Regions from separate parts of the Homo sapiens genome. Here region 2 is linked to region 1. A link is a loop called in an ENCODE intact Hi-C map of the cell type or tissue named here. Cell type or tissue: A673. All regions are shown on one strand. Each heading gives the region's core, and the rest is flanking DNA. Links, peaks and the distances in the headings are about the cores only.

Region 1 (16,053 bases), core at 7,915-10,414:
CCCCTTGGCCAAGGGTACCCCAGAGAAACTAAAAACTGAGTTCCTGGCCATGATGGGACAGTAGATCAGATACCCCTCATTATAACCTCTTCCTTTTGGGTTTAGACACGACTGATCAGCATTGATGTTAAAATAGAGATCATAAGACTGACAGAATGGACTCTGTGGCAATATGATCCCAACCTGTAAACCTAAGACCATGCCAGGCAAGACCTATGCCCCTACACTTAAAAGACTAAAATATGTTCTTTTTTTAAAAAACTGCTTAACATTTTTTGTTTCTTGTTTTTATCTATTTACTTATTTTTATTTTTAGTAGAGATGGGGTTTTGCCATGTTGTCCAGGCTTATCTTGAGCTCCTGGGCTCAAGCAATCCCCCTGCCTCGGCCTCCAAAAGTGCTGGGATTATAGGCATGAGCCATCACAGCTGGCAACAAATAAACTATGTTCTAACTGCCACAGGTTTTTATTTTTCTCTAGCAGTGAAACAAGCACTGGCTTCAAGATAAGCAATATTAAAATAATTTGCTGCTCATCTACCACAAGATACTGACTGGTTCTCCTGTTCCAAAAGCCACAGGTATAGCTTTCACTGGACAAGAGACTGATTTCAATCACTTTCTCCTGATAAGAGGCCACTGATCATGAACTGGTTTTGGTCAGTTTACAGAGACTGCACACTGGAATGCTTTTGTGTCCTGTAAAGACCTATATAATACACTTAAAGGTTAAGTCTCTATCCCATAGTGAACATAGGTTGTATGTTTATTCAGTACACTTGAGTTAGGACCACCTTCATGAATATTCATAGCTCCTCCTGTAATCTGTTGAATAAGTATACTTGGACAACCTGTTCAGCTTAAATTCCTGTCTCACGCTTCCCTCTCTCCAAGTGCCTGATTCTAGGCTTGGACTGGAGGCTACACTCTGAGCCTGTCAGAATGGTCACTTTACAAGCTGTAATCCTCTATAAGAAATAAAGTGTCCTTTCCAAACTTATAGATCTCATTAGTCTTAAGTTGACAGGAAGAACCATAACAAAGTATTAAGCAAACAATGCTGAAAAGAAAAATTAATATATCTACAGCACTTTAACAAGCATCCTCTTGTTTTCAACAATAATCCATGTCTGGAAAACAATCATTTATCAATGTACTAACTTTTCTACAGCTGCTTACTCTTTCTTGAGCAAAAATCTTTAACTTTAAAATATATTTTAAAACTTTGCTTTTAGCTTTAATTGCCTATCCATTTGCCTCCATTGTAGGAATTATAAAAACACTCATTTTTTTCTTCCCTAAATGAGAAATACCTGATAAACTAAGGGTTTTCCTGTGTACTGGTGTGCTATAAAACAACTTCAGGCAAAGGATGATTCCAACTAGATATCAAATTCACATGGACTAAGTCTCCTGCCTGTGAAAGAATTTTTTGAAATGCCACAGAAGCAAGAGAGAAGGTGGTGGATCTGAGACTGTGAATAAAAACTGTAAAAAACTCCCAGAGACAAAACAACGGTTGGGTCACAATATAGAGGAAAAATGGCAGCTTAGAATAGAAGAAGGCAGGAACTGCAGACGGTGGAAGCTCTGTCGTTGTGTTTGTTTCTCTCTCTAATGTTTTCTGCCAATATAAATCAGAAAAACAGTATCATAAGCTTAGCCCTCGCTATAGACCACAGAGAAATGATACATGCAACTGGGGTGGGAAGAAAATAAAAGCTGAGGACAAACCTCTCCATTCCTCTCTACAGAGCAAGGATTAGTTATTTAGATTATAAAATTGCAGCACCCAGGGCAGAGGTCCAGGGAGGTACTTTGAAGGCTGTTATGGATTGAATTGTGTCTTTCAAACTATATATTTTTTATAAAGGCATCAAAATTTATATGTTGAAGTCTTAAGCCCCAGTACCTGAGAATGTGACCTTATTTGGAAATAGGGTCGTCATAGATATAATTAGTTAAGATGAAATTATACTGGAATAGGGTGGGCCTTTAATCCAATATGCTGTTGTCTTTATAAAAAGGAGAAATTTGGACACAGACATACACACAGGGAGAATGCCATGTAAATATGAAGGCAGAGACTAGGGCGATATGGCTAGAAGTCTAGAAATGTCAAAGATTGCCAGGTGATATGGTTTGGCTGTGTCCCCACCCAAATCTCATCTTAAATTCCCATGTGTTATTGGAGGGAACTTGTGGGAGGTAATTGAATCATGGGGGCAGGTCCCTCCTGTGCTGTTCTCATGATAGTGAATAACTCTCAAGAGACCTGATGATTTTTGAAAAGGGGAGTTTCCCTACACAAGCTCTCTTCTCTTTTCTGCCAACATGTGAGACATGCCTTTCACCTTCCACCATGATTGTGAGGCCTCCACAGCCACTTGGAACTGTAAGTCCAATAAACCTCTTTCTTTTGTAAATTGCCCAGTCTTGGGTGTGTCTTTATCCACAGTGTGAAAACGGACTAATACGCTAAAATGGTATGAGTAGAGTGGGGTGCTGCTGAAAAGATTCCCAAAAATGTGGAAGCGACTTTGGAACTGCATAACAGGCAGAAGTTGGAACAGTTTGGAGGGCTCAGAAGAAGACAGGAAAATGTGGGAAAGTTTGGAACTTCCTAGAGATGTGTTGAATGGCTTTGATCAAAATGCTGATAGTGATATGAACTATAAGGATCAAGCTGAGGTGATCTCAGATGGAGATGATTGATATGAACTATAAGGTCCAAGCTGAGGTGATCTCAGATGGAGATATTGTTGGAAACTGGAGCAAACAACTTTGTTACAAAGAGCAAAACTCTTGTTATCTTTTAGCAAAGAAACTATTGGCATTTTGCCCCTGCCCTAGAGATTTGTGGTACTTTAAACTTGAGAGAGATGATTTAGGGTATCTTGCAGAAGAAATTTCTAAGCAGCAAAGCATTCAAAAGGAGTCTTGGGTGCTGTTAAAGGTATTCAGTATTATAAGGGAAGCAGAGCATAAAAGTTTGGAAAATTTGCAGCCTGACAACGTGATAGAGAAGAAAATCCCATTTCAAGAGAAATTCAAGCCTGCTACAAAATTTTGCATAAGTAACAAGAAGCCAAATGTTAATCCCAAAGACATTAGGGAAAATGTCTCCAGGACATGTCAGAGGTCTTCATGGCAGCCCCTCCCATCACAGGCCCGGAGGCCTAGGAGGAAAAAATGGTTTCGTGGGCTAGGCCCAGGGTCTTCGTGCTGTTTGCAGCCTAAGAACTTAGTGTCTTGCATCCCACCCACTCTAGCCATGACTAAAAGGGGGCAAGGTACAGCTCAGGCCATGGCTTCAGAGGGTGCAAGTCCCAAGATTTGTCAGATTCCATGTGGTGTGGGTACACAGAAGTGGAGAATTGAGGTTTGGGAACCTCTGCCTAGATTTCAGAGGATGTATGAAAACACCTGGATACACCAACAGCTTGCACTGTGCACCTGGAAAAGCCACAGACACTCAATGCCAGCCCGTGAAAGCAGTGAAGAGGGAGGCTGTACCCTGCAAAGCCACAGGGGTGGAACTGCCTGAGACCATGGGAACCCATCTTTTACATCAGCATGACCTGGATATCAGACATGGAGTCAAAGGAGACCATGTGGAGCTTTAAGATTTGACTGCTCTGCTGAATTTCTGACTTGCATGGGGTCTGTATCCCCTTTGTTTTGGCCAATTTCTCCCGTTTGGAACAGCTGTATTTACCCAATGCCTGTACCCCCATTGTATCTAGGAAGTAACTAACTTGATTTTGGTTTTACAGGCTCATAGGAGGAAGGGACTTGCCTTGTCTTGGATGAGATTTTGGACTACGGACTTTTGAGTTAATGCTGAAATGAGTTAAGACTTTGGAGGACTGTTGGGGAGGCATGATTGGTTTTGAAATGTGAGGACATGAAAAGGCCAGGGGAAGAATGATATGGTTTGGCTCTGTGTCCCCACACAAATCTCATCTTAAATTCCCATGTCTTATGGGAGGGACCCTGTGGGACGTAATTTAATCATGGGAGCAGGTCTTTCCTATGCTGTCTTGTGGTAGTGAATATGTCTTTTGGTAGTGAATAAGTCTCATGAGATTTGATGGTTTATAAAATAGGAGTTTTCCTGCACAAGCTCTTCTTCTCTTATCTGCTGCCATGTGAGACATGCTTTTCACCTTCTGCCATGATTGTGAGGCCTCCCCAGTCACTGTAAGTTCTTTCTTTTGTAAATTGCCTAGTCGTGGGTATGTCTTTATCAGCAGTGTGAAAATGAACTAATACACCAGCAAACCACCAGAAGCTAGGGGAGAACTGGAACCAGTTCTTCCTCACATCCCTCAGAATGAAACAAGTCTTCTGACACCTTGATCTCGGACTTCTTGCCTCCAGAACTATGGGACAATATACTGTTTAAACCATTCTGTTGGTGGTACCTTGTTAAAGCAGTGCTAGCAAAGGTCAATGTTGCTGGTAGAAGTGGCAAGTGGACAATACCAAGATAAATAAGTAATCCTAGAGGCCCAATGTCCTGAGGCAGGATCCATTCTCCTCAGACTTACAGGAGGGAAACCAGGAGCTGAACTTTTGCCTCTCCTGGTAGAGATGATATGGTGAAGCCATTCATATTTACTAGATGCAGTAGAATGAATGGAGCATATTAAAAATATCTAAATAGATATAGTAAATATCTCAAAGGAGTAGTCAAGGGAATTTGTAATAAAGGCCAGAACAAGCACTTGCAAAGAATAACCAACTTGAAAATTAGGATGTGAGAAGTCTATAATGGAAACAGTGGACTCTTATCAAACCAAAAAAAAAAAAAAAAAGGAGAAGGAATGAAGATAATTAGGGTCTTTGTACTGTTTGGAGAAACGTAGAGTTAATGCTAAGTTTTAGAGACCCATATAGAAAAATAAACACAAGTATAGGTCTTAATAGTTAAGGGTAAACACTTTGAAAGTAGAATGAATGACTTTCATGCAGAAGACAACTTGATAACAGATATATAAGCAAAAAAATCCTAACTGATGACATTTTCTTTTAGCACATGAGAAATATTAATGAAAATTAACTAGGTATCCAAATAAATGGTCTAAATAAGAATAATTGTATGATTAGTAGATTAAAATATCTGATAAAATTCAAAATATATTTATGTTAAAACCTCTTAGCAAATTCAGACTAGCAGGGAATTTCTTAAACTTGATAAAATATCCATACCTAAACCTTACTGTAGGATGATCTTTAATGGTAAAATCTTTGATCATTCTCATTAGATCAGGAAAATAGAATGCAACCTTTTATTACTGCTACTGTGAATGTGGTTTTGGCTTTGGAGGTCTTGGGTGCTACTGTCAGCCAAGAGAAATAAAATTTAAAGACTGGAAAGGATGAGAAGAGTAACATAATTGAAGATGATATGATAATCTACACAAAACTCAAACCGTCATGAACTAGAATTAATAAGACATATCAGTAATATTTGCAGAGACTGTATCAAATGATAATAGTGTTTCTCTATACCAGCAACATCAAACTAGAACATATAATGGAAAATAACATAACATTTACAACAGCAATAAATCTCTAGCATATTTAAGAATTTACTTAACAAAATATAAGAGCTTTACAGATCATAATTTAAAGCTTTATTAAAGGAAATAGACAAAGACTTGAATATATGAAAATGCCATTATGTTAATGGGTGGAATGACCTAAAATTGTAATAGAGTCAGTTCTTTAAAAATTAATTTGGCTGGGCACGGTGGCTCATGCCTGTAATCCCAGCACTTTGGGAGTCCGAGGTGGGTGGATCACGAGGTCAGGAATTCAAGACCAGCCTGGCCAACATAGTGAAACCCCGTCTCTAATAAAAATGCAAAAAAATTAGCCAGGCGTGGTGGCAGGCACCTGTAATTTCAGCTACTCAGGAGGCTGAGGCAGGAGAATCGCTTGAACCTGGGAGGTGGAGGCTGCAGTGAGCCGAAATCGCGCCAGTGCACTGCAGCCTGGGCGACGGTGCGAGACTCCGTCTCAAAAACAAAACAAAACAAAAACAAAAACCAATAATTTAGAAATTAATGCAGTTTATAAACATCAGCATTTTAAAAATAAACTTAAGACTTATCTCAAATTTGTGGTTAATACTAAAAGTCCATGAATAGCTAAGTTAATTTTTAAAAAGAAGAGAAAATGAAAGAGAATTTCTTAGCAGATATGAAGATATACTACAAAACCATGGAAACAAAAACAGTACTATCACAGGAACATTCAACTATCACAATGAAATGGAACAGGAAATTCAGAAGCAGATCCATATATATCTAGGAATTGATATATGATAGAGGTGGCAAGACAAGTCGGTGGCTCAAGGACAGATTGTTAAGAAGTTGATATTGGGAAATAGACTCATATTAAGGAGAAAAATAAAGTGAGATCTTCATCTTATTCCATAAGCAAGGAGAGGATCTTTCATTTATTTCTTTTATTTTTCAGACAGGGTTTCATTCTGTCACCCAGACTGGAGTGCAGTGGCACGATCACGGCTCACTGTAGTCTCCACCTTCAGGTTCAAGCGACCCTCTCACCTCAGCTTCCTGAGTAGCTGGGACCAAGGCATACGCCACCATGTCTGGCTAATTTTTGTATTTTTTAGTAGAGATGATGTCTCACTCTGTTTTCCAGGCTGGTCAAGGGAGGAACTTTTAGATAATTAGAGACTTCAATGTGAAACATACAGCTACAATCTAATGAAAAAAATAGGAGAATTTTTGAATGGGATTAATACCTAGAATATACAAAGTACTCCTGCAAACCAACAAGAAAAAGGTAAGAAAGCCAACTCTGTCATCAAAGGACATAAGTAGGGGAGTCATAGAATGGGAAATTTAAATAGCTTAGGAGAAAAGTTCAACATCTCTCATAACCATAGAAATTCCCAAGTTAAATGGCAACATGACCCCACAGTACATCTATCAGATTAATGAAAATCATATTGTTGGAGGATATTTAGTTCAACAAGGATGGCAGGGTTGGAGAGGGAGAAACAATAAGCTTCACCTCTCAGCCTGTGGGAGCTGTGGGAAATGTGATCTAGCCCGTTGTTAACTGGATCAACACTCTGGGGAGTGGGCTGGCAAGCAATATGGCAGAAACCGGGAAGATAATATTTTTTAAGTTGTAAACTAAACAGGTTTTAATTAAAAATATAAACTTACAAAAATAGTGTTTTTTTGCACAAAATATCATGCTGGAGGACATAAAATAATTTATATCAATAGTCATGCGCACCTCAATGAGCAGCAGAAGTCCATATTTATTCTCCAGGCTATGTGGTTTGGAGGAACAAGGGTATCCTTTGGGTCAGACCCTCTACCTCCAACTTCAGTGCTCTTTCTACTGCACCACAGACAACTTGCTGTTGCTGTGAAAACCACTAGTGCCAGGAGACCGAAACCAGCTGCAGATTGCTCTTGCTAATGGTCAGCCCAGACTGAAAAGCCAGCCACACAGGCCTAAATAAAATAATACTTAAAAAAATTACTTGGGTTGCCATCCCAATGCTGATTGAAAGGTTTCAAAGATTGGATCTATTAGAGCAAACTGCTGATTCATCTTGTTTCTCTGCTGTTAACTGAGTTTCTAACATTTAGGGACATCCTAATCACTCCTACAGAAATAAAGGACAAACTCCTTGATTTCAAAATCATGGGAATACATTTTTTGGAGAGAGTGACCTCAGCTTCTTTTCCTTTTCTGAGGGTCCTATTATTCAAGAAACATGTTTTGATCCCCAGCTGTGTGCCAGGAAACATGCAAAGTGCATTACATACCTTGACTCATTGAATCCTCCCACAGACCCCACATATAGGAACCATCGGATCCCTGTGTACAGATGAAGAACTGAGTCTTGGAAAGCTTAACTACCTTGCTCACAGTCACACGTTAAGGTCTAAAGTGAGAAATTAAACCAAGTCTTCCAATCTCAAAGACTTTAAAGGAAAAGCTACAAGCTACAAGGTAAGCCCCTCTCTTGTTATGATAGAAGCTGCAAAATGAAACCAGACATGTTTTCTTTCCTTAAGAACCTATCTACTCAGGCAATTATAAACAGTAGAAAGTCTGAAATATTTAATGTGAAAACTTAAAAAAATAGTCTAAGAGATCACAAAGGGAAAGTTTAATTCTCTCTGATTAGAGATTGACTTCCCAGAGATGGTAGTATATGAACCGGGGCTTGGAGAGTGAACAGAATTTGAACGTGCCCAGAAGTGTTTCTTGAGAGGAGATCAACATGGCTACAGCGTTAGCCATAGGGAAGGGCAGGATGTTTACATCAGAAATAGTGAGGGCGGTTGGAAACAAAGGACTGGATATAGAAAAGAACCTGGCATCTGAGATACCTCTTCATAGGTGTGATAGTTACAAGTCTAGGATTCCATAACATCACTGAAGGAAGTACTGTCAAGCAAAGGTTCTAAACATGGAACCAGGAACTTTGTGAACCCCCCTGAAATTGTTGGCTGAAATGTGTGAGCATGTATGTGAGTGTAGGTGTGTGCAAGTGTGTAAGAGTGTGTGTTCTGTTTCTATCAGAGTGTGTGTGCCAGGAGGGGCACAGTCATCTGAGTGTCTTTTTCTGGAAAGAATGTCCGTGGACCATGGGTGACCATTGGTTTTCTATGGGTTACAAAACCTGTGACAAGGTGCATAACCACTACATCTAGAAAGAGAAGGCAAAGAACATACCTTAGGAGTTACATAGATAAAGTAGATTTGGTGAAGGCTGGAAGAAAATGGCCAGAGAGAACCATGAACATCTACTATTACAGAGGGCAAAGAGAGAAGTTATTTAAAGCATGGAATGACAGGCCAACTGTGCCTAAGGAGGATGAGATATCAATAAACAGATGAGTTCCACCAGGTGTGTTCATCTATGTTCTCTTGGGTTACCTGGAAATCATTTGCAGACTTTAATGGATGCTTTACATGATTAGGAACAGTCAAACAAATGCAATCACAACTGAAAACAAAGCCCTATTTAAAAATGATCCACAAGATGGCACTGTGGGCCAATAAGAATATTCATCTGGTTTTCACAGTGAAATGTTTCTCGTTCATTCGTTTTTCTCTATCTTTTGCTAATATACTGCAGCCTGATCCCATACCTTATTTGTCTATTAAAAACCCTGGCATTTGAAAATAATATTCCTAATTTTTATGATTCCTGCTTACTCTTTATATAATCCTCAGTAGAGTTTGGAAAACCTTCATTTAAATTCTGGTTTCAATACAGGAAGTTGGATCTTATTTCTAATATACTGAAAACCCTTAGAAGGCTGTGTGTAGTCAATGCCGGAATTTATTGGTCCTTGGGGAGCTTCGAGATTGGGAAAGACAGGAGGGAAATAAAGGGAAAAGAGAGAGAAGGACTCTAAGTTTGATCAGAAAAGCAGAGAACACAAGTTTCAGCCATGATTAGCCTGGCAAGAACATAAAGCACCCAGGAAATCCACATAGGTGTAGTGTTGCTTCCAAGAAAAAGAATCTCATTCTGGGGAGTGTGTTAGCTAGGGCTTTCACTTTGAAACATGCATTATTTATTTGTTATTATTATTATTATGCAGAAAGAACAACAAATGGCTTAAATTAGGCACCAAGACACAGGAGTTAAAATGTGTCCTTTTGTCAAAGAGAATCATAATGCAATCTTACCCGTATATGGCATGTAACTATATAGTTTACAAAGAGCTTTTATACGTTCATCATCTTGCTTGATTCTCAAAACCACCCTGTGCGTGGGAAAGGTCACCAACCCCACTTCACATATCAGGACACTGAGACCTTGGATATGTTCAGAGACTTGCTCAAGGACACACAAGCAGGACAAGCTGGCAGAGGAATCTAAGTCTTCAATTTTCTTCTCTGCAAAATGGGGTTAATGGCGCTTACTGTCGCAGAAGTGTGTTAAACATAACCACATAGTAAAAGTCTAGACAGAGAATCAGTAAATGTTAGCTGGTTTCATTATTCATAAAAAGAACATTACAATGTCTATTTCCAATGATATATATTTTAAAGATATTTAGTTGCAACAATAGAAACCACTTATCTTGCTAACTTAACTTGCCAACAATCTGCTAAATTACCTTCCGTATTTCCTCCACGTGCCCATTGTTCATGGGCAATAAAAAAGGAATTTATTGGAAGGACACAGAAGAGCTTCAGAATCACAGGAAGAGCAGAATAATGTGGCTTTGGAAAATACAGGACACAGGAGAGAGGCTGGCTAACCTCAGGGTACATGTATACGCCATAGTGAGGGGAGGCAAGGATCCCTGGCTGATAGTCAGCCAGGGGGACAAGTTCCCTGAAAGGGAAATTGGGATGCTATTTTAGAAGAGAAGAAGAAATAAGTGCCTGGTAGGAAAAAAAAAAAAAAAAACATGAAATGCCACTGCACAAAGTATTTCTAGAATGAAGGAGACCTTAACGTCACTTTACGTAAAGCTAATGATAATGACCGATGTTTATTTAGCACTTATGTGTCAGGCACTGTTACATTTATTCACTCATTTAGTCCTCGTGATAACCCTATGAAGCAAGCAGTATTATTAGTCTCATTTTACATGGGAGAAAACGAAGGCACATTTGACCAGAGTAGCAGAGCTGAGTTAAAAACCCATCTAGAGCTCATAACAAAAGACAACAACAGTGTTTAGAAGATTGTTGTAAAAATCAAAAGAGTTAATCTTAGATAGAAATATGAAATTGCTGGTGTTTATCCATTTTTGGCCTAGAAAAACAGCCGCTGCATATGACTCTACCTAATACCTTTACAGCAATCAGAACAGTGCTAGAACTTAGTGCCTGATGATGTTTCTCATTGTTACTAGATTATCCTGCCTGTCTATAGGCAATGGGCTTTAAAAACTATTAAAGTGTGCAGGTCCATTGTCATTTAAACTGGACTGGGTTGGGGTAAAGCCCAGGAAGGTGTCTTTTGTCTAGTGCCACATTGCAGTTTTCTAAGGAGCTAAGGAGCAAGTTAGGCATTGTATTAGGTTTTATTATTATTATTATTATTTGTGATTTCTATGTGTCTATGCATCTCCTTCGGATCTTTCTTCTCATACATCAGCTTACAGCTTATTCTTTGGGACTGGGAGCACAGCGAGAGGTCATTGTTTCATGGCAATGCAACAAGAAGTGGAGAAGCCCTGCCTTACCATTCAAAGCTGGATCCCCTCTCCCTCCTCCGTTCACCCCATGCCCCATGCTTCTTGCCCTGATGTGTCTCTGAAAGCATCCTGAAGAAATCAATTGCATGACCAGAGCTGGAAGTGTCTCTGGGAGCTGTTTAGTTCAACCTATTTATCAAAGCTGTTTATCAATGAGGAAGTGGGCTCAGCTAGTCAAACAGCTGCAAAAAAGGTCGGGGGGCTGGTTTACATCTAGGAGGAATTGTGGAGGACCAGTACCAGCCCGGAGTCCTCTGAACCCCAGATTAGGTGGAAAAATCAGTGACTACACCGTTCACTGCAGGTCCAAGCACACAGCTCCACACGCCACCCTGAAGGAGAAAAATAAGTGCTGCAGGCACATTTCCATTCTTTTCTTTCAAACACAATCCTCTCTCCAATCTGCCTGAAGAAGAAAGGCCATGCACGAGCCACAGGTTACTTATTTTCTGGAAGGATAAATGTGGGCCTGTTTCCAGTAAAAGTGACTTCCAAGAAGCATGAGCCTTCTTGAATACTGACCCACTTCCGGATGTGATCCTGGCTGCGGCAGTTTCCAGAATATCATCAGGGTAACTTTCCCGCTGTGCGGTCTATGTTGGAACTTACATCGTCTTTAAAAGGCACAAATAGCTGAATAACATAATGTAACCTGATGTTCTGACAACCCCACTTATACTCAGGCTAAATTTAAAGGTCACCATTGCAGGGAAATAGTGGCATGAGAATAAAAGTGCCTTAAACATGGATTTCACTGATGTTTCCTCATTTCAAAATTCTTACGCTGTAAAATAGAGGCAAAATGGCCTGTGAGCTTGAAAATATATGAAGTGAAGAATCCATTTCTTGGGAACAAGGTGGTTTTAGGAAAAATTGTAAAATAGGTAGACACAAGTGTACAGTAGCCAAAGTTTATCTTAGATGTTCTCTGTAAAATCGTGCTTATTCATTCTTTTCCTTTGTATTTACCAAATGCCTACTATGTGTCAGGAATTGTGCTAAGCCCTGTGATCAAATGGCATGGGAGACAAACAATCCCTGCTTTCACAGAGCTCACAGTTTAGCAGGGAAGAAAGACATGGAAATAAATAATTATAACAAAGTGAGATGAAGGTGGCGAAAGAGGAAATGCATTTGGGAGCACACAGCAGGGGGGCCTGTAATAGTCTAAAGGTGTGGACAGCACTTTCTCCTGATGAGGTAATGCTTTACTGAAAGCTAACACATCAGTAGAAGAAAAGCATTTAAGGAAAGGGGAAAGTGTAATACAGATCAATGGGACAGCAGAGCTAGAAGCTAGGAGAGGCAGAAGAGCAGGCCACAGCTGGGACTAAAGATAACCTGGAGCAGAACTGGCAGACTACTGCCCACTGGCCACATCCTGCCTGCTGCCTATTTTTGTAAATAAAGTTTTATTGGAATACAGCCACATACATTTGTGTACTTATGGTTTATGGCAGCTGCTGCCATACAATGGCTGAGTTGATTAGCGTGTGGCAAGTATCATAGTAGGCCCTTGATAAATAGTTGTCTGTATTCTCCCCATTTTACAGGTAAGAACATTGAAGGGAAATGGCTTAAGGAAGAACAGAAAGTTCCTATCTTCTTAGGAAAGGGCTCATTGTTCTTTGGCCTTGAAACAATTGCCAGACATGGTTTTAAACTTTTCCTAATTGGTCATTAGCTATTTTGCATCAGCACAAACACTGCTGAAAGTCATCCAATCAGCAAGACTGTCACTCAGGCATACAGCTAAATATTACCCAATCTGTAAGTACCCCTACTTCTGAGAAATTCCATGAATCCCTGAACTCCATACATCCCAAATAAATATATATAGCCAGCTCTCAGCTGTGCTCAGAGAGACTGGGCTTTACAAGTTGTTTTTCTCACTGGTTATTATGGCCTCTTTTTTGGAATACCCAAAATGAGTGAAGGAACTGAACTGGGATTCAATTCCGGACTATCTTCTTTCAAATCCCATACTCTCTTGTCTACTCTTCTTCTCTTAGAGTTTTGAATGCATGCTGCTGGTGTTAGTGGAGACGATGGTAGCTGGGTAGCTGGTACACAATATTGGCATTAAATAACATCACATAGGAAGGAAGTCATTTCCTTCTCTACCTTCAATTCTGTTTTAATCCTTCTTCATATACCCAAGATAAACTCTCAGTTGAGAGATAGTACACATAGCAGTTAACAAAACAGGCTCTGGAGCCAGATTTTCTACTGCTATTTTAGTTATCTATTGTTGGATATGAAACTAGCCCCAAACTTAGAGATGGAAGACACCAATAAAAATTTATTATCTTGCACATATCATGTGGGTCAGGAATGAAGAAGTGTCTAAGCTTGGTGGTTCTGACTCAGCATCTCTCATGAGATCATAGTCATGATGTTAGCCAGAGCTGGAGTCATCTGAAGACTTGAGTGAGCAGGAGGATTCTCTTCCAAGAATGCCCCCTCCCATGGCTTGCAAGTTGGTGCTGGCTGCTGACAGAGGCCTCAGTTTCTTGCCTTTCCATAGTGCTGCATGAATGTTGTCATGACGTGGAAGCTGGCTTCCTTGAAGTAGCTGATGCCAGAGAGCAAGGCAAAAGGAACAATATCTGTTATGATCTATCCTTGAAAATCACACAATATCACTTGTGTGTGCTTTGGTCACAAATACACTATGGGAGCTGACTACACAAGGGAGTAAATACCAAGAGGCAAAGACCACTGGGGGTCAGTCACCTGGGAGGCTGCCACTACCACTTACTAGCTCTGTAATGTTGGGAAAATTATTAAACTTCACTGTGCGTCAGTCTCTCTACCTATAAAGTGAGAATAATAATATAACCTACCTCATATGCAAGGTTTTTTTTTGAGAATTAAATGAGGTAATATCAGTAGGGCCTATGAAAGAGTGCTTAGAACTGAGTGCATACTAAGAAATGTCCACCGTTAGTACTTTGATAACTGTCTAATCCTGTAATCCAGTGTTACTCAAAGAGACAGTACTTCTTGAGATCAGGAGTCTGACACAGCAATGTAAATCAATGCCTTGCTTTCTTCATTGAAGAAGTCATAAATTTGTTTTTAATGTCAGTTGTAATATTGTATATAGTGATTTAGTTAATTTACATTTGGAGCAAGCTTATTAAGTGTTTGTAAACTAAAAAAGCAGTTTGTAGGCCAATAATCTGTCCATAAACCACACTTTGAGTACTGCTTTCAACACTTGCTAATCTTTTGTTAACATAAGAGTATAAGGAATAGTCCTTAATGGCATCATTTTCTTTTCTTTTCTTATCTTCTAAATTTCTCAAAATATAGAGGGAGGTGGGTAAGAACAGATAATTTTATGCAACTGATAATGTGCTATCAAAATGCAGAAGGATGGGAAGAATGAGCTAAGAGGAATAGATATTTACAGGCAAAGAAGTTTTGGAAAGTCATGGAAGGGAAGAATTCATCTTTGTAATGGCAAATGGCTGTTTTTATCCATTTATAGACATGTTATAAATTTTTTCTTTTAAATAATCTTATATCTTAGCCTGGGTTCTCCAAAAGCAAAGCCCAAGACGAAGGTTCTCATATGGGCTAATCCTCTGGAAAATGATTTCAGGGAGCAGAAATTTGGGAGTAGATCAGGAAGCAGATACAAGAATGAGTTGTTGAACTGGCCTCTGCTGCGAGGGTGGGAGTTCGGTCTCACCAGGATGTTCTGAGGGCCTTTTGAAATCCTTATGTCCCTGGGAGATGAAAGAGAAAAACATTTATCCATCGGCTTCTTTCCTTCCATTAGTCAAAGATGGTCCCCTGGTCACCACTCTCTTTTACTTCCAGGATGCATGTTGCATGTAAGTGTTCTATGGGTTCCAAAAGGGAGTGGGCAGCAGTGTGGAATTCCAAGCTAGGCAACAAGAGGTATGTGGTCTAGCTAGAGGCCAAGAGCTCTTTGGTTATTTCTTTGCAGAGCTAGGAAAAGTCTGCTGCTTAGAACTTTCAGAGTTGGCCGGGTGTGGTGGCTCACCCCTGAATCCCAGCACTTTGGGAGGCCAAAGTGGGTGGATCACCTGAGGTCAGGAGTTCAAGACCAGCCTGACCAACAAGGTGAAACCCTGTCTCTACTAAAAATACAAAAATTAGCCAGGCATGGTGGCACATGCCTGTAATCCCAGCTACTTGGGAGGCTGAGGCAGGAGAATTGCTTGAACCCAGAAGACGGAGGTTGCAGTGAGCCAGGATTGCACCATTGCACTCCAGCCTGGGCAGCAAGAGTGAAACTCTGTCAAAAAAAAAAAGAAAAAAGTAGTTTCAGAGTCACGGCGATCACAAAATACAACAAAATAAGACTCAAGAAGATTTCTGTGGATAAGGAATGTTCAATAGAATCCATTAAAATAAAAAAGCACATTTTGAAAATATAAAACATTAAGTAGGGACTTTGAGTTTTAGCTCAAGCATGTAAACAGCTAGGAAGCCATCATTCCCGTCTTTAAAAGAAAAGCTGGACAAATTGAAAATCAGTGACTTTTCCTGGAATCATCAGGGAAGTGTGATTGCACAACAAGCTGCCAGCTTAACACGGTAGAGAGACAGGTGCATCCAGAGATTTGCTTACCTAGAGGGAAGCTACTAATGCCATACACTGGGGAATATCTAAGTGGTAATTTAAATGAATTACCAGAGATACAATGAGAGAATGGGAAACTGGTGGAGGTCTCCAAACTTTCAATGGGCCTTCCCTCTAGGAGCCACATCGAGTTCTCATGATGGGGAGACTGAGAAAAACCTCCTTGAGGCTCTGGCAGTGGAAAGGGAGAGTAACTAT
Region 2 (16,053 bases), core at 4,414-6,913, 630 kb after region 1:
AATTGGTAGACTGGGTCAGCAGGTTGAAGGGCCTCACCCCGCATTCCCAAGGAAACTGGATGGCCTCTCTGAGGCAGTTGCTGTGCAGGACAATGCTGAGTCTCCTTAGGAGCCATCCCATAGTTCCTGTTTGCTTCTAGACCTGTAACCAGAAGTAAGTCCCAGCAGCTCTACAGTTGAGGGACACAGTGTGACCCCTGAGGAGGTGCACTGCACTCCAAAAGAAAGACTTGAGTTTTCTAATGACAAGGACAGAAATCCAGAACATGTGTGGGAACGCATAGTAAGGGATGGAATAATGGTGGAAGAAACTTAAAGTTGGATTGGGCTGAATTTATTGGTATGGACTCACCGAGAGATTCTGCATTTAATGCTGCAGCTCAAGGAGTTAGAAAGGGCTCTAGCAGTTTGGCCGTTTGGTTGGTTGGTTGGAACATGGACCAAAGGGTGGGCCATGGTAACTGAGCTGGAAATGTCAAAGCCATTTTGATTTAAAGTAGAAAAAGGGGCTGGGTGCGGTGGCACACGCCTGTAATCCCAGCACTTTGGGAGGCTGAGGCGGGCAGATCAAGATGTCAGGAGATCGAGACCATCCTGGCTAACACAGTGAAACCCTGTCTCTACTAAAAATATAAAAAAAATTAGCCGGGCGTGGTGGCGGGCGCCTGTAGTCCCAGCTACTCGGGAGGCTGAGGCAGGAGAATGGCGTGAACCCGGGAGGCAGAGCTTGCAGTGAACCGAGATTGCACCACTGCACTCCAGCGTGGGTGACAGAGTGAGACTCTGTCTCAAAAAATAAATAAATAAATAAATAAATAAATAAATAAATAAATAAAGTAGAAAAAGGGATTCAAAGCTTAGGGAGATGGAATGTTAGGGTGGATTCACCATTTAAAACCGACTCACTCACACTGGAAGGGTCCTAAGACCCTACCACCACAACTGTGAGAAATAAACTTATGTGAGGAGCCCCAGCATCCTTGGAAAATCATCCCACAGTTGTTTTTCTATACAGCGCAGGCCTTACAGCGGAACTTCAGTTACTGAATTGGGAAACCTAAATGCAATGGGTGTAATTGGATCCTGGGGTGGCAGGGTCCACACGGCAGCATCAACCACCCGAGGCCAGGTGAACGTGGTCACTGTCTGGCACAGCAGAGTCAAAGCAGCCCTCAGAGCAGTCTGACTCACACTGACCTGTGGGGCTGACTAATTGATCATGCTGTTCCTAGAAGTGAAATAGACAGGAAACCCACTGAATTCTTACTTAATGTATATAAGCAAATTCTAGGTTGAGCGAACAAAAGTCTAACTTGAATCATAGAATCAGAGAGTCATGGCTCTTCAATTCACTCAAGGGGAGGCTGGTGTTGTGGGGCTACATGGAGATTTCCCTTCTAAGGCAGAGAACGCTTTGATGCATCTGGCCCCACACCTGCAAGTGAAAAGGAGACACAATGCCTGATAGGCCTCTATGGAGTTTGGAGGCAGTATATTTCTCATTTGGGTGCATTAGTCCAACTCATTTACTGGGTGAACCAAAAAGCTGCTAATTTGAGGGGCACAGAACAAGAGAAGTCTCTGCAGCAGGTCTTGGCTGCTGTGCAACCTGCTCTGCCACTTGGACCATACGATCCAGCAGATTCAATAGTGCTTGGTGTCTCCGTGGCAGATGGGCAAGGAATGCTGTCTGGAGCTTTAGCAGGCCCATTAGGTGGATCACAGCACAGGCCCTCGGGATTTTGAAGCAAGACCTGCCATCCACTGTGGTTAACTACACTTGTTTTGAGAAATAGCCCTTGGCCTGCTACCAGGCCTTAGTAGAGACTGAACCATGAGCCAGCAAGTCACCATGGGACCTGAGTTGACCACAAGGAATTGAGTGTTAGCTGGCCTATCAAGCTATAAATGGAGGCGTGCACAGCAACACTCCATTATCCAATGGAAATGGTGTATACATGATGGGGTCTGAGCAGGTCGTGAAGGCACAAGTAATTTACATGAAGTGTCCCAAATGCCATGGTCGCCAGTTCTGCTACACTGCTTTCTCTTTTCCATTTTGGACTTATGACCTCATGGGGGGTCCCCTACAATCAGTTGACAGAGAAAGAGAAGGCTTGGAACAGGTTTACCGATGGTTCTGCATCATGTGCAGGCACCACTGAATGTGGACAGCTGCAGCACCACAGCTCTTTCCTGGGGCATCCTGAAGGACAGTGGTAGATGGAAATCCTTCCAGTGGGCAGAATTTTAAGCAATGCATCTGGGTTTTTTTTTTTTGCCAGGAAGAAGTAACAGCCAGATATGCGATTATATACACTTCATGGGCTGCATCTATTGGTTTGGCTGGATGATCGGGGACTTAAAGAGATCGTGGTTGGAAAACTGGTGACAAGGAAATCTGGGAAAGAGATATGTGGATAGACCTCTTTGAGTGGGCATAAAACATGCAGATATGTTAGTTCCACGTGAATGCTCATCAAAGGGTGACCCCAGCAGATGAGGGTTTTAATAATCAAGTAGATAGGGTGATCCAGTCTGTGAGTACCAGTCAGCCTCTCTTCCCAGGCAACCCTATCTTCACCCAATAGGCTCATGTACAAAGTGACCATGGTGTCAGGGATGGAGGCTATGCATGGACTCAGCAACATGGACTTCCACTCACCAAGGCCAATCTGATTATGGCCTCTGCTGGGAGCCCAATCTGCCAGCAGTAGAGACCAACACTGAGTCCTCAATATGGCACCATTCCTTGAGGTGATCAGCTTATCACCTTGTGGCAGGTTGATTACATTGGACAATTTCCACCATGGAAGGGGCAGTGTTTCATTCTTAATGGAATAGATGCTTACTCTGGAGATGAATATGTCTTTTCTGCTGCAATGCTGCTGCCAAAATTACCATCCATGGACTTACAGAATGCCTTATCCATCGTCATGGCATTCTATAGAGTATTTCTTCTGATCAAGGAACTCACTTCAGAAGAAAGTGTGGTACTGGGTGCATGTTCATGGAATTCACTGGTCTTACCATGTTCCCCACCATCCTCTAGCAGCTGCACTGATAGATCAGTGAAATGGCCTGTTGAAAACTCAGTAACAATGTCAGCTAGGTGGCAGTACCAGGCAGGGCTGGGGCAAGGCTTTCTAAAAGACTATGTAAGTCTCTCAGTCAGCATCCAGTATATAGTACTGTTCCTCCTATAGCCAGGATTCATGGGTCCAGGAATCAAAGGGTAGAAATGAGAGTGTCACCATTCACTATTACCTTTAGGGACCCACTAGCAAAATTTTTGCTTCCTGTTCCTGCAACCTCTTCTCTGCTGGCCTAGAGGTCTTAGTTCCAAAGGGAGAAGTTCTTCCATCAGGAGACACAAAAATGATTCTTTTGAACTGGAAGTTAAGACTTCCAGCCATTTAGGGCTCCTCAGGACTCCAAATCAATCAACAGGCAAAGAAAGGAGTTTTTGTACTGCCTGGAGTGAGTGATCCTGACTTCCAAGGGGAAACTGAACTGCTACTCCACTATGGATGTATGGAATGTAGGAGATTCCTTAGCATGTCTCTTAGTGTCACCATGCCCTGTGATTAATGTCCATGAAGAGTGACCCAATCCAGGAAGGACTACAAATAGCTCAGGACCTTCATAAATGAAAGTTTGGGCCACCCCAACAGGTAAAGAACCACAGCCAGCTGAGGTGTTTGCTGAAGGCAAGAGGAATACAGAATGGGTAGTGGAAAAAGGTCATTATAAACACTGGCTACAGCCATGTGACCAGTTACAGAAATGAAGGCTGTCATTGTCATGAGTATTTCTTCCTTATTTTGTTACGAGTATGTCTGTGTGTGTGTATGTGTGCATTAAGCAAACGTTGTTTTCTTCCCTTTCTTATTTTCTTATCACATATTATAAGATGTGTTGACTTTATAATATAGTATTTAATATTATTAACTACATCATAATTTATAAGTCATAAAATATCAAGCAGAAGAGTTAACATCACTCAAGGACTTTATTTCCTCCTCTGTGGAAGGGGTTAGTGCATTTCTGGTTTTACACATGATAGTTGTATAACATTTGGTGGAATTTTGACCTTTTAATTCTGTTTATTTGGAGAATAAGTATGATTTAAGAGGATGTGTGTGGGTGCCAAGTTGACAAGGGGTGGACTTGCGATTGTTAATTCTATGTCAACTTGACGGCCATGGAATGCCCATGTATCTGATTAAGCATTATTTCTGGGTGTGTTGGTGAGAGTGTTTCTGGAAGAGATTAGCATTCGAGTTAGTGGACTGAGTAGCGCAGATGGCCTTTCCCAATGTGGGTGGGCATTATCCAGTCACTGAAGGCTTGTATAGAATAAATGGTGAGCATTAACTAAATCACGTATCATGACTGTGTAAGATGTTAACATTAGGTGAAGCTTGGTGAAGAGCATACAGCAACTCTCTGTACTATTTTTGCAACTTTTCTTTAAGTCCAAAATTTACGCAAATGTAAATTCTAAGTCACACAACATGGTGCCATAAAAGATAAGTGTGTGTATAAATCCTATACACACACTTATTTTTTATGTTTGGCACAAACATTTCGAGTGATGTTTAACAGAAAAATACTCATTTATATTTGCTTTATTTAAAGATAAAACTTGCGGTTGTCATTTACTTTTCTAGTTCAGGGAGTAAGTGGGTTACCACCGCTCTCTCAGTCGCTGAATGACATTAATTTTGCCTTTGGAGTATTTATTACAGCAGTGTGTTTCCTCAAACAAGTTAAAAATTTTGGAATCCCTTTTATTCACCATGTAAATGGCAACACGGTTGTCTTAGAATTCCACAATGTGTCAAGCTTCAGTAGTCAACATGGTCAGTGACCCAGATCTTACACCACATTCCCTTGTGAGGAAGATATTCTTCTGAGCCTAAAATGTTGAAGACGTTTCTCTTTTGCTGCTGAGGTCTTCATACCAGCTTGTTTCCTTCAACCCCTGCTATGCTAAACTCTAAGGCACAATCCCAATTATTTTGCTTTATGTGAATTTCAATGTGTTAGTTTCCCTAGTTTAAAAAATAAGCTCCTCATCTACTGGAACTTGGTTTGACTGCACATTTTTCTTTCCAGTGTGTTTACTGCAGAAGAATTTGAGCCATACATTTTAGTTATTTATAGGACTCTGCTTAAGGTTATGGTGAAATTGAACAATTTCCCAAGATTCAGGCTGTGGGTTTTGGGGAGGGGGCTGTGAGATTGGTCCGGAGAATCCTGCTTTGGGAACTAGATCATCACTCAATGGGGAGGGGACAATGGCCCTACAGATTGGTGTGGTCAGTATATGGACAACAGAAAGTGGCACGCCGACCCTCATATCTGGAGTATGATTGCTTATTTAGAATCAAACAATGAAAACAAACAAAATCAAAGAGATGACATGAGCAGATCCATTGATAACCCGCCTTTTTAAAAACGACACAAAGTTCCGGCCCTCTTTCCCCAGTCAGAACAGCCGGTTTCCCTCCTGTACATTCCCTGCCCTTATAGCAGGTAATGGCCTGAATGCACGGTGATTTCCCTTGAGCAGGGGCGGTACCTGGGGAGCTTGCGTTGTGACTGCCTCAGCGCCTCCTGTCTCCCTCTAGTGGCAGCCTCAGGGAGGGCAAGCATACGAATGTAAATTCTAAATCACACCACAGGGTGTCCTTGTTTAAAGTTCTCCAATGTCTCCTTATCACTTAGAATAAACCCTAGCTATCTACCAGTCTCTGTGAGGCCACTCACTATTGGACCCTGTGTACATCTCTGAGCACGTCCATGTCTTTCCTCTTCCCAGTTCTACCGCCTTCCTTCTGACTTCAAATACGCCAAACTAGAATTCCCTTTAAGGTCTTTGTACTTGCTTTTTACTCTCTGGGATTCTCTTTTGCCCAGACTCTAAGCCTACCTTCTGATCATTATTCAGGTTTCAGCTTAAACACCACCTCTTCATCGGAGTCTTCCCTAATGACCCAATCTACAGAAACCCACTTTCTTCATTGCACAGCCATATTTTATTAGTTCTTCATGGAATTCACCAACGTGGTGAAACTCTGTCTCTACTAAAAATACAAAATTAGCCGAGGGTGGTAGTGCACGCCTGAAATCCCATCTTCCTGGGAGGCTGAGGCAGGAGAATCGCTTGAATCTGGGAGGCAGAGGTTGCAGTGAGCCAAGATCACACCATTGCACTCCAGCCTGGACAATAAGAAGGAAACTCTGTCAAAAAAAAAAAAAAAAAAAAAAAAAGGCGGGGAGGATATTTAAAGAAGGATATTCTTTTTTTTTTTTTTTTTTTGAGACAGAGTCTCGCTCTGTCACCCAGGCTGGAGTGCTGGAGTGCAGTGGCGCGATCTCAGCTCACTGCAAGCTCCGCCTCCCGGGTTCACGCCATTCTCCTGCCTCAGCCTCTCCGAGTAGCTGGGATTACAGGCGCCAGCCACCTCGCCCGGCTAATTTTTTATATTGTTAGTAGAGATGGGGTTTCACCGTGGTCTCGATCTCCTGACCTCGTGATCCACCCGCCTCGGCCTCCCAAAGTGCTGGGATTACAAGCGGGAGCCACCGCGCCCAGCCAAAGAAGGATATTCTGATAATATTGCAATGGGAAAAAAATCTCTATGGGAAATATATTCCAAAGTCAAGCATAAGACCTGGAAGTCAATGGAGAAAGAATTGATAATTATGGCAATGAAATTATCGTTTGTATAACACAGTGAGCCAAGTTAAGAGATAAATAAAACATTTGGTGGCAATATTTGCAAAATAAATGAATAAAGATTAATAGCCTTAATTTTTTTAAAATGTATATCTCAATAGGAAAATGAAAACAATCCTATAGAAAATGAACATTAGATATAAACCAACAATTCACACAGTACAAATCACCACTGAGAATATGGAAAGACATTCAACCTCACTTATAATCAAGAAAATGAAAATCAACATAAAATGCTGGTTTCTGTTAGATTAATAACAGAAAAAATTCACGTCTGTCAGAGAAGTAGAGGAATGGCCATAGTAATCACTGGGGAAGAGTGTGAATGGGTCCTGTCCTTTTGGAAGACAATTTGTCAGTGTCCACCAAAATGTATAATGCACATATACAATAATTTCACAGTTATGTATTTTGTAATAACTGACATTTCTTTGACTATAAGTGAGATTAAGTATTTTCATGACAATCATTCATCTGTATATTTTTCTATTCTGAACTTGCCTGCTTATGGCCTTTGCCTGCTTTCCTACCATTAGATCATTAGCTGAGTAAGAGGTGGGGAGGAAAGGAAGCACAAAAAGGCCCCTAAAATATACTTCCTCATACGTGAGCTGTTGAACTCCTTCATCATTTCACTTTCAATAGTGGAGCCAGTGGAGGCAATAATATAATTACAATCATTTCTTAGTAGTGGCTGTCAGGCCTCTGAGCCCAAGCTAAGCCATCACATCCCCTGTGACCTGCAAGTACACATCCAGATGGCCTGAAGTAACTGAAGAATGACAAAAGAAGTGAAAATGGCCTGTTCCTGCCTTAACTGATGACATTACCTTGTGAAATTCCTTCTCCTGGCTCATCCTGGCTTAAAAGCTCCCCCGCTGAGCAACTTGTGACACCCCCTCCCCACCTTGCCCCTGCCCGCCAGAGAACCCCCTTTGACTGTAATTTTCCTTTACCTACCCAAATCCTATAATATGGCCCCACCTCATCTCCCTTTGCTGACTCTCTTTTCGGACTCAGCCCGCCTGCACCCAGATGAAATAAACAGCCTTGTTGCTCATACAAAGCCTGTTAGGTGGTCTCTTCACGGGGACAGGAGTGAAAGTGGCCCCACCCCCAGAAACTTGCAATCCTTTATTACTTGCTACAAAGATGAAATAATTGCATTTAAATATAAGAAGATCGAACTTAGCATGCATTCTTTAATTCAGTTAGCAAACATTTATTGACTACCTACATTTGCCAGGGACTGTTTCCTTTATCCTTCCGCAACCCTTTTTTCGCCCACTCTTACGTATAAAATATATACAACCTCTTTTTTTTTTTTTTCTTTTTTTGAGATGAGTCTTGCCCTGTAGCCCAGGCTGGAGGGCAATGGTGCAATCTCGGCTCACTGCAACCTCTGCCTCCCAGGTTCAAGCGGTTCTCGGTTCTCCGGCCTCAGCTTCCCGTATTTCTGGGATTACAGGCGCACTCCACCACACCTGGCTAATTTTTTTTTTCTGTCTTTAGTAGAGACGGGGTTTCACCATGTTGGCCAGGCTGTCTCGAACTCCTGACCTCGTGATCCTCCCGCCTCAGTCTCCCAAAGTACTGGGATTACAGGCGTGAGCCACTGCGCCTGGGGTGTACAACCTCTTAAGAAGCAGTGGCATGGCAGAGGAATCAAAGCCAGCCATCAGAGTCCACAAAAAAGGTGATCAAGTTTTCCTTCTGAGCAAGAAGGGAAATTGTGTTATTAAAATTTAAAAAGCAGAATCTTGAAAACTTGAAAATTCTACAATTTTTTTAAAAAGTTAACAAAATTCTACGTGTATTTATAGCTTTTTTGCCCATCTTTGCTAAAATATATATGTGTGTGTGTATATATATATATATATATATATACACACACACACATAAACATTTATATGTGCATATTTATATGAATGAATTTAGACAAGAAATGTCCTGGAAGAAGGCATTTGAAACATTTTCTCAAAAGGTGAAATTTCATACTATTTTCATTTCTTTTTGTCTTATTTTTATTTTTTTAACTTTTTGCTACTAAGGTATACTACCCCTAATAAACTCAGAAAAGAAAAGATTCCTTGTGTAGTAGTTAAAAGTAGGTTCTGTAACCAACAGTCCCAGTTTCTTTTTGGTTTCCTTTCTGTCACTTTCTTATCTCATGAATTTGACAATTACTTTTAAAAAGTTACTTGAACTATGCTAAGCTTTAGTTTCTTCACCTGAATCTAGTGATAATAACTAATAACTACTCTTAAGGGTTCTTAGTTTGGATTAAATAAGATCAAGGGAGAAAAGCCCTTAGGATATAGCTTCACACATAGTAAATACTCTCAGGGTTAGTTCATTTCTTTCCTCCTCTCTTTTCATGTGGACAAATGGTTAACTTCAATTAAACATTAGGGAGTCTATAGGAGCCATAACTGTACATCTGGGGGTTTCTGGGATAGTCCCAGTTTCAAATATCGTATCCTGTTGCCAGACCACATGTACTGATTTTAATTTAGGATTCATGATTTTCATCAGGCTTATGTTCCTTTTGTCATCTTATCATAATATCGAACATCTTTGAGCATATGCTATGTGCCATCCAATCTTCTGTAATGAGGAAAAATAGCTCTGAGAGTCTGACCAGTTGTCTGCAGCATTAAGCCTCATTCATAGACAAAGTCTTTATTTTTATTTATTTATTTATTTGAAATGGAGTCTCTCTGTTGACGAGGCTGGAGTGCAATGGCGTGACCTCCGCTCACTGCAAGCTCCGCCTTCCGGGTTCACGCCATTCTCCTGCCTCAGCCTCCCAAGTAGCTGGGACTACAGACGCCTGCCACCACGCCCGGCTAATTTTTTGTATTTTTAGTAAAAACGGGGTTTCACTCTGTTAGCCAGGATGGTCTCGATTTCCTGACCTCTTGATCCGTCCGCCTTGGCCTCCCAAAGTGTTGAGATTACAGGCATGAGCCACCGCACCCGGCGACAGTCTCTTTTATACAGTTAACTGAGATGTTACCTGCCTTCCTTAGTAGATAGGCAACCTCAGTTCATTGGAATGCTAAAAGGGCTTCTCAATGAATATGCATTTTTCATATGATATTAAAGAATAAATGATAAAAATAAGGAGAAATTCTAAATGGATTTATAAAGTGAATATAACATTGGTATAAGTTGACAAAATTGTGTCAAAAAAGAAAACTACATACAGACCATTCACACTACTGAATATTTATGCAAAAATCTTTAATAAAATATTAGCAAACATAACCCAATAGCGCATTAAAGAAATAAACAATCCTAACCTTAAAAGAAAAGTATTAAAAAAATTAAAATAGGCCGGGCATGGTGGCTCACGCCTGTAATCCCAGCACTTTGGGAGGCGGAGGTGGGCGGATCATGAGGTCAGAAGATCGAGACCATCCTGGCTAACACGGTGAAACCCTGTCTCTACTAAAAATACAAAAAAAAATTAGCCGGGTGTGGTGGCTGGCACCTGTGGTCCCAGCTACTCGGGAGGCTGAGGCAGGAGAATGGTGTGAACCCGGGAGGCAGAGCTTGCAGTGAGCTGAGATAGCGCCATTGCACTCCAGCCTGAGCAACAGAGTGAGACTCCATCTCAGGAAAAAAAAAAAAAAAAAAAAAAAAAAAAACTAAAATAAACATTGTAACCATGGATACTTTTGTTTTTGAGGAATGCAAAGGTGGTTCAATATCAGAGGTTGTATTTGTATAAGGCACCATATTAATAAACCAAAAGAGAAAAATTATATGATTACTTTTGTAGACATGCTCAATTTATAATTAAAGAAATCTACTTCAGATTAGGATACCATTTCTCATTCATTAAGTAGCAAAATCCAAGCTTTCTTATTAATTTGGCAAAAATTCTATAGGTTTGACTTTAGGCGAGTAGACACTTTCATATATTGCTGCTAGAAATGCAAAGTTGTAAAACTCTTACAGAAGAGAATTTGTCAATATCTATATATATAAATATAGATAGATAGGTAGATATGTGCATTTAAATTTCGATTCGATCCAATTTCTAGGAATATATTTTACAAATACCCTAGCTAAAAGCAAGGAAGGAAGGAAGGGAGGGAGGGAGGGAGGGAAGGAGGGAGGGAGGGAGGGAAAAGAATAGTATCAAAGCTATTTATTGCAGGATTACTTATAAAGGAAGGAAGGAAGGAAGGGAGGGAGGGAGGGAGGGAGGGAGGAAAAGGAATAGCATCAAGGCTGTTTATTGCAGCATTACTTATAATAGCAAAAACATGGAAATGACCGAAGTGTCCATCAGAAGAAGATTGGTCAAATAAACCCTGGCACATTCACACAATGTAATCACATGCAGATTTATATAAAAAATAAGGAATAGCTCTATCAATATATACTATAGAGTAATAGGATCAATTGTTATATTTAAAAAGCAAGGTAAGAAAAGTGTGAATACTGTGTTTTCTTAAATAAAGGGAGTCTGATATATGCATATACTTGCTTATATTAATAAAAAGCAAATAATTAAAGAATAAGCCCTAAAATAAAAAGAAAATAGTCACCTATTTGGGGTCTATTTTTTAAGATTTGGCTTTGTTTTTTGATTGTCTTGGGAACTATGCCAAAAATTTACATATGTTTAAAACAAATTAAATTTAAAAATCTATTATTACTAATAAAAAGTAAAATGAAACAGATGAATTTCACTGTATATATAGTTTGTGTCAAATCCACAAAAAGAAAAATAATTCCGAATGACTGTAAGTCACAATAATTTGACTATTTATCCCTGGTGGGTAGGATACACACTAAGGACAAAAAGAACTGTCCCTCAAATATGTAAACTTTCAAAAATCTTCCTATTGTTTATGGCAAAGTTGATGCTGTCATTCAGAGACTATTGTGTGTGTATTGTGAAATAATGCAATTAAATAATTATGCAAAATATAAATTTTATTATTCCTGTAAAGAAAGGACTGTGGACAAATAACCCATTTTCTTCAATAAACAAATTGTAGCAAAGAGAGATAGAGAGAGAGAAGAAACAACCTATAGATTAAAATAAATTTAAAATACCTATTAAACAATCACAATATATGGATCTTATTTGAATTCTCATGCAAACAAATAAAATGTTTTTACAAGAGTGACATTTACGAAACAATTGAAAAATTGAGTAACACTGTAAACTTGATATTGAAAATTGACTGCTATTTTATGTAAAGTAATAAAATAGGGGCTATGTTTTTATGAGTTCTTGTCTTTCTTACATACATATTAAAGTATTTATGTGTGAAATGATAGGATAATGCCAATTAGCTTTCTAATAATAAGAGAAAGGGAAGTGAGTAGAAGTATGGATGGAAGAAACTGTCCATTAGTTGACTGATAATCATTGAAACTGAATGATGGATACATGTGGGTTTATTATGTTATTCATTCTGTGTATGTCTGACATTTTTCAAAATAAAATAATAAAAAATGTCAACTGATCAACAAAAAGATTGCTAACAAAAATAAACAAAAAATTGCTAACATTTGCTAGATTTATAAGTAAAGCAAAAACTTCAAAATGAAGCTAAAATCCTAGGAAAGAGCTAGGTTTCATGAATCTGTAACTTTGATGCATTGAATACTAGTTGTTTAGACCCAAATACAACTTCTAAATAGTGTTTTCTATGCATAAAAACCAATCTCAGGGACACTAAAATACAACTTTAACAATAAAGAGTCTTGACTCTGAAGAGAGACAGGCTGGATTCAAATTCCTTCTCCCCACAAACTTGAAATATAAGGTGTTTGGAACTGGCTGCTACAAAGACAACACTCAGAAAATTCCAGCCGTCCTGATGATTATCCTCCTGGACAGTGGAAAGGGAATGAACTTGGTTTCAAATCTTGACCCTTCTATTTATAAACTGGGGGCAAGTTATGAGGTTTGTCTTGACAACTGTATATGGAAGTGCCCTCTGTGTGGTAGGCCTACCAAAAATGGGTCTCTGCTGTTTAGGAGGTTACAGTCTTGATGGGATTTAGGATGCTACCCCAAAATATGGCACCTTGGCATTTGAGAAAACAGCAGAAGCAGGAAGGTCTCTCTGGCCTTCCCCTGCCCGTGTCTTCTGCTACAGATTATAAAAGAATTCTCTGACCTTCCTCCAAAGCAGGTCATAGGACCCTCATCTCAGAGGTACCCTCCCTATACCCAGAGGAAAGAAATGTCCTTATCTCTAAGACACAAGGACACAGAGAAGAGTCTGTATAAACAAGCTTTGTTAAGTTTCCCCTGGTTTATTACCATTAGATTATACCCCTATTGTCCAATCACACTTCTCTACAACTATCCACTTCATCAAACTTAGCATAAAAACATACAGATTTCCTGTTCCTTGGGTCTTTATTTCTGAAGGCTTCCATGTCATGTAAAACTTACATTAAATAAATGTATATGATTTTCTCTTGCTAATCTGTCTTTTGTTATAGGGACCCCAGCCATGAACCCTGTGATAGTAAAGAAAGATATTTCTTCTGCCTCCCCCGAGTTTGTTCCTCACACCCCAGGTAGAACAGCTGAGACTTTTCTGGTCACTTTTAATCCTGCAGATGAGATCCCGGGACAATGAACAAAATGCCAAAAAAAAAGGGAAGAATTCTTCCCAAGGTCAGCACTCCTGGATACTACAGACACTCCCTACTGTCTGTAGTTCCCAGTGGGGTGAGGAACGTTAAAAACTCCTGGATACTACAGACACTCCCCACTGTCTGTAGTTTCCAGTGGGGAAAGGAAGGTAAAAGCTTCTTGTCCTTTTCTTTCCAGATTCAGAGTAGCAAAGGAAAACTATTTGTTTGCATTGTGAAATAAATTTATATGTTTTTCTCTTGTTAATCTGTCTTTTGTTACAGGTGCCTCAGCCATGAACCTACAGAGGGGTGAGGAAAGAAATCTTTCCTCCCTACAATCTACAGTCTAAAGTCAATCTCTGCATCTCTGATTCTAAAATTGTTATCCTAATGGTCACACATCACAATACCTTCACTCAGTTGTTTGCAAATGAAGTAAAATGATTCCAATGATCTAAACAGAAAAATCCCAAAGTGGAAAAAAAAAAAGTTTGCAGCATCCCAACATCTCTACTAGATGAAAATAGCCTTCAAGAGCATCGGACTAGTTTGCTTTCTTTTCTAACCATGCTGACTGCTGATGTTCATTTGCTCCCTGACAGGACCTACCAACCACCCAATGTTCAGCTAACTTCTGGTGTTTCCTATTAATACAAAAGGGGTTGCATTAAGCCAGAAATTATAATTTGGATTTATAAATCAAGGCTTAGCTCATTTTGTTCATGGAAATCCAGAACCTGAAATCCAGAACCTGTTTAACTTTTATTCATGAATTCATCCAATAAGTAGTTCTGAGTGACTACACACAGGGCACTGAGCTAGGACTTGGGACAATCTTCAACACGCAAACAAGCCTACGTCCTAGCGCAAGAGGAGAAAGACAAACAATATGCTTAATAAATGAGTGAATTATTAGTAAGTTAGATAGTGAAATTTGCCATGGGGGAAAAAGTAGAAAAATATACACTAGGTGTTTAATATTTGCTGATTGATTGTTTTACATTTGAATTTTACTGGCCTTTATAATTGTTATCTACAACTCTTGATATTTCACAAACAATTGCTTTTGCAGACACTCAGTTTATCGATAAACTTAGAAGCTTGGACTCAAATGTGTACCAAGAGCTCCATAAGAAGGAATTAAGGCTATGGGTGCATGTGATTTGGAGCAGAAGAAGCTAAATTCTGTTTATGTCTTCATTTCCACAAGTCAATTATTTGAAGCTTCAGGTGCTGAGTGATAGAGTTGGTAAGAGTTTACAGGAAAAAAAAAAAGTTGGAGTTCATAATATTAGGACATGGTGTCGTCCGTCTTTAAGGAAAGCAACACACCTATTGCTTCAGTAGGGTCCAACAGAACTCCCATGTTACACTGAGTGCCCTAGAAACCTGGTAGATTGCAGCTTGGATTGTTTTTTTGTTATTTAATAATTTGCTTTCACCCACAGTACATGGTCTTTGTTGCCTGCTAAAATTCCCAAGCAACTTCTGAATGTATACTCACAGCTCTCCCCTAAAGACTACAGGAGAATAGGTAGCAGAGGGCTTACAGGTGTGGATGCCTCCCTCTCCAGCAAGGTGCAGCTGGGTGCTGCCCTTTCCATCTGTTCTACACACCAGTGCTGGGCAACACTGAATTTAATTTGTTCTTTCTCAGCAGCTTTGCTGTGTAGGATCTCTTTACCGTTGAAGCAGTGGTATCTCTCTAATTATGTATTAGACACATCAAAGGGATTCTTCAAAGTAGGGAGGTTTCCTCTGTGCACCCTTGCTAGGCTGCTGAGAAGTTTAGTGCCTGGTCTTAGATTTAGCTCATCCCCTTCCTGCCCATCTGGATTGACTTGGTTGACTTTTCCTTTGCTTGGGTTAGCTCAGTTGTTTGCAAACCCAATTGTGTTTGAATCACCTGGGGGTTTTGAAAAATAGTGCTAAAGTCCCCCACTCCACCTGACAGGATTGGACATGAGAAGGGCTGGAAATCAGTGTTTTGTGATGATCTCACACCTGGCCTCCAGCCTCTGAGTGCAGCCAGGAAGAGTAAATCGGGGGGCCTTTGGCTTTGCAGTGACAATTTTCTTGTCCCTGCTCTAGCACTTCCACCTACTTAGTTTCTCTTTCTTTTCTTTCTTTTTCTTTCTTTCTTTCTTTCTCTCTCTCTTTCTTTCTTTCTTTCTTTCTTTCTTTCTTTCTTTCTTTCTTTCTCTCTCCCTCCCTCTCTCCCTCCCTCCCTCTCTCTCTCTCCCTCCCTCCCTTCCTCCTTTCCTTCCTTCCTTCCTTCCTGCTTGCTTTCTCTTTCTTCTTTCTTTCTGAGTAAAGTGGAAGCAAGTTTATTAGAGAAGTAGAGAAACAAAAGAATTGCTAGTCCATAGGCAGAGCAGCCCAACTAGTTTCTTTATTTGAGTCATTTTTACAGTTTTCCAGAACTGGGAGCCTGCCATTTATTCACTGATTCCTCTGAGCAGGTGCCATGATGCCTCCTCCAATCATTAACATAATATACAGGCTGCAGAAGTCAGCTACTGGGTGGACATCAGGTGGCAGGACTATCCCTTGGCTGCTGCCACTACAACTTGCTTAGCATCATCGAGCAGTCTAGGAAAAGGGAGTTAATGTTGTCTGCATAGTCCGCTCAACACTATATGCCCGTTCTTTATCTTCTGCTAGATTGAAAACCTGAACTGTTT

The links. A loop is a pair of places that touch in the nucleus more often than their neighbours do. Peaks named below come from ENCODE experiments on the same cell type or tissue, not always from the same donor. Only the 100,000 strongest peaks of a DNase experiment are listed, where the experiment ranks them.
Region 2: a loop joins it to region 1, with 4 times the contacts of the local background. A loop is called at or near these places in 12 of 110 quality-filtered maps.

Annotation. Positions count from the first base shown.
Region 1 is chr4:16,281,033-16,297,085 of GRCh38, forward strand. LOC124900674 (a long non-coding RNA gene) reads left to right here and starts at 6,054. Exons shown (of 5, transcript XR_007058064.1): 1 at 6,054-6,822; 2 at 7,852-8,013. In A673, for the core only: a CTCF peak has its summit at 9,043 (motif pointing right); DNase peaks (open chromatin) are centred at 9,069, 9,369 and 10,179; H3K4me3 peaks cover 919 bases; H3K27ac peaks cover 1,239 bases.
Region 2 is chr4:16,911,293-16,927,345 of GRCh38, forward strand. No RefSeq gene overlaps it. Among named protein-coding and RNA genes, the nearest start is that of LDB2, 21 kb to the left of the region's middle. RefSeq lists a silencer at 5,486-5,565 and an enhancer at 7,116-7,933. In A673, for the core only: a CTCF peak has its summit at 5,646 (motif pointing left); a DNase peak (open chromatin) is centred at 5,639.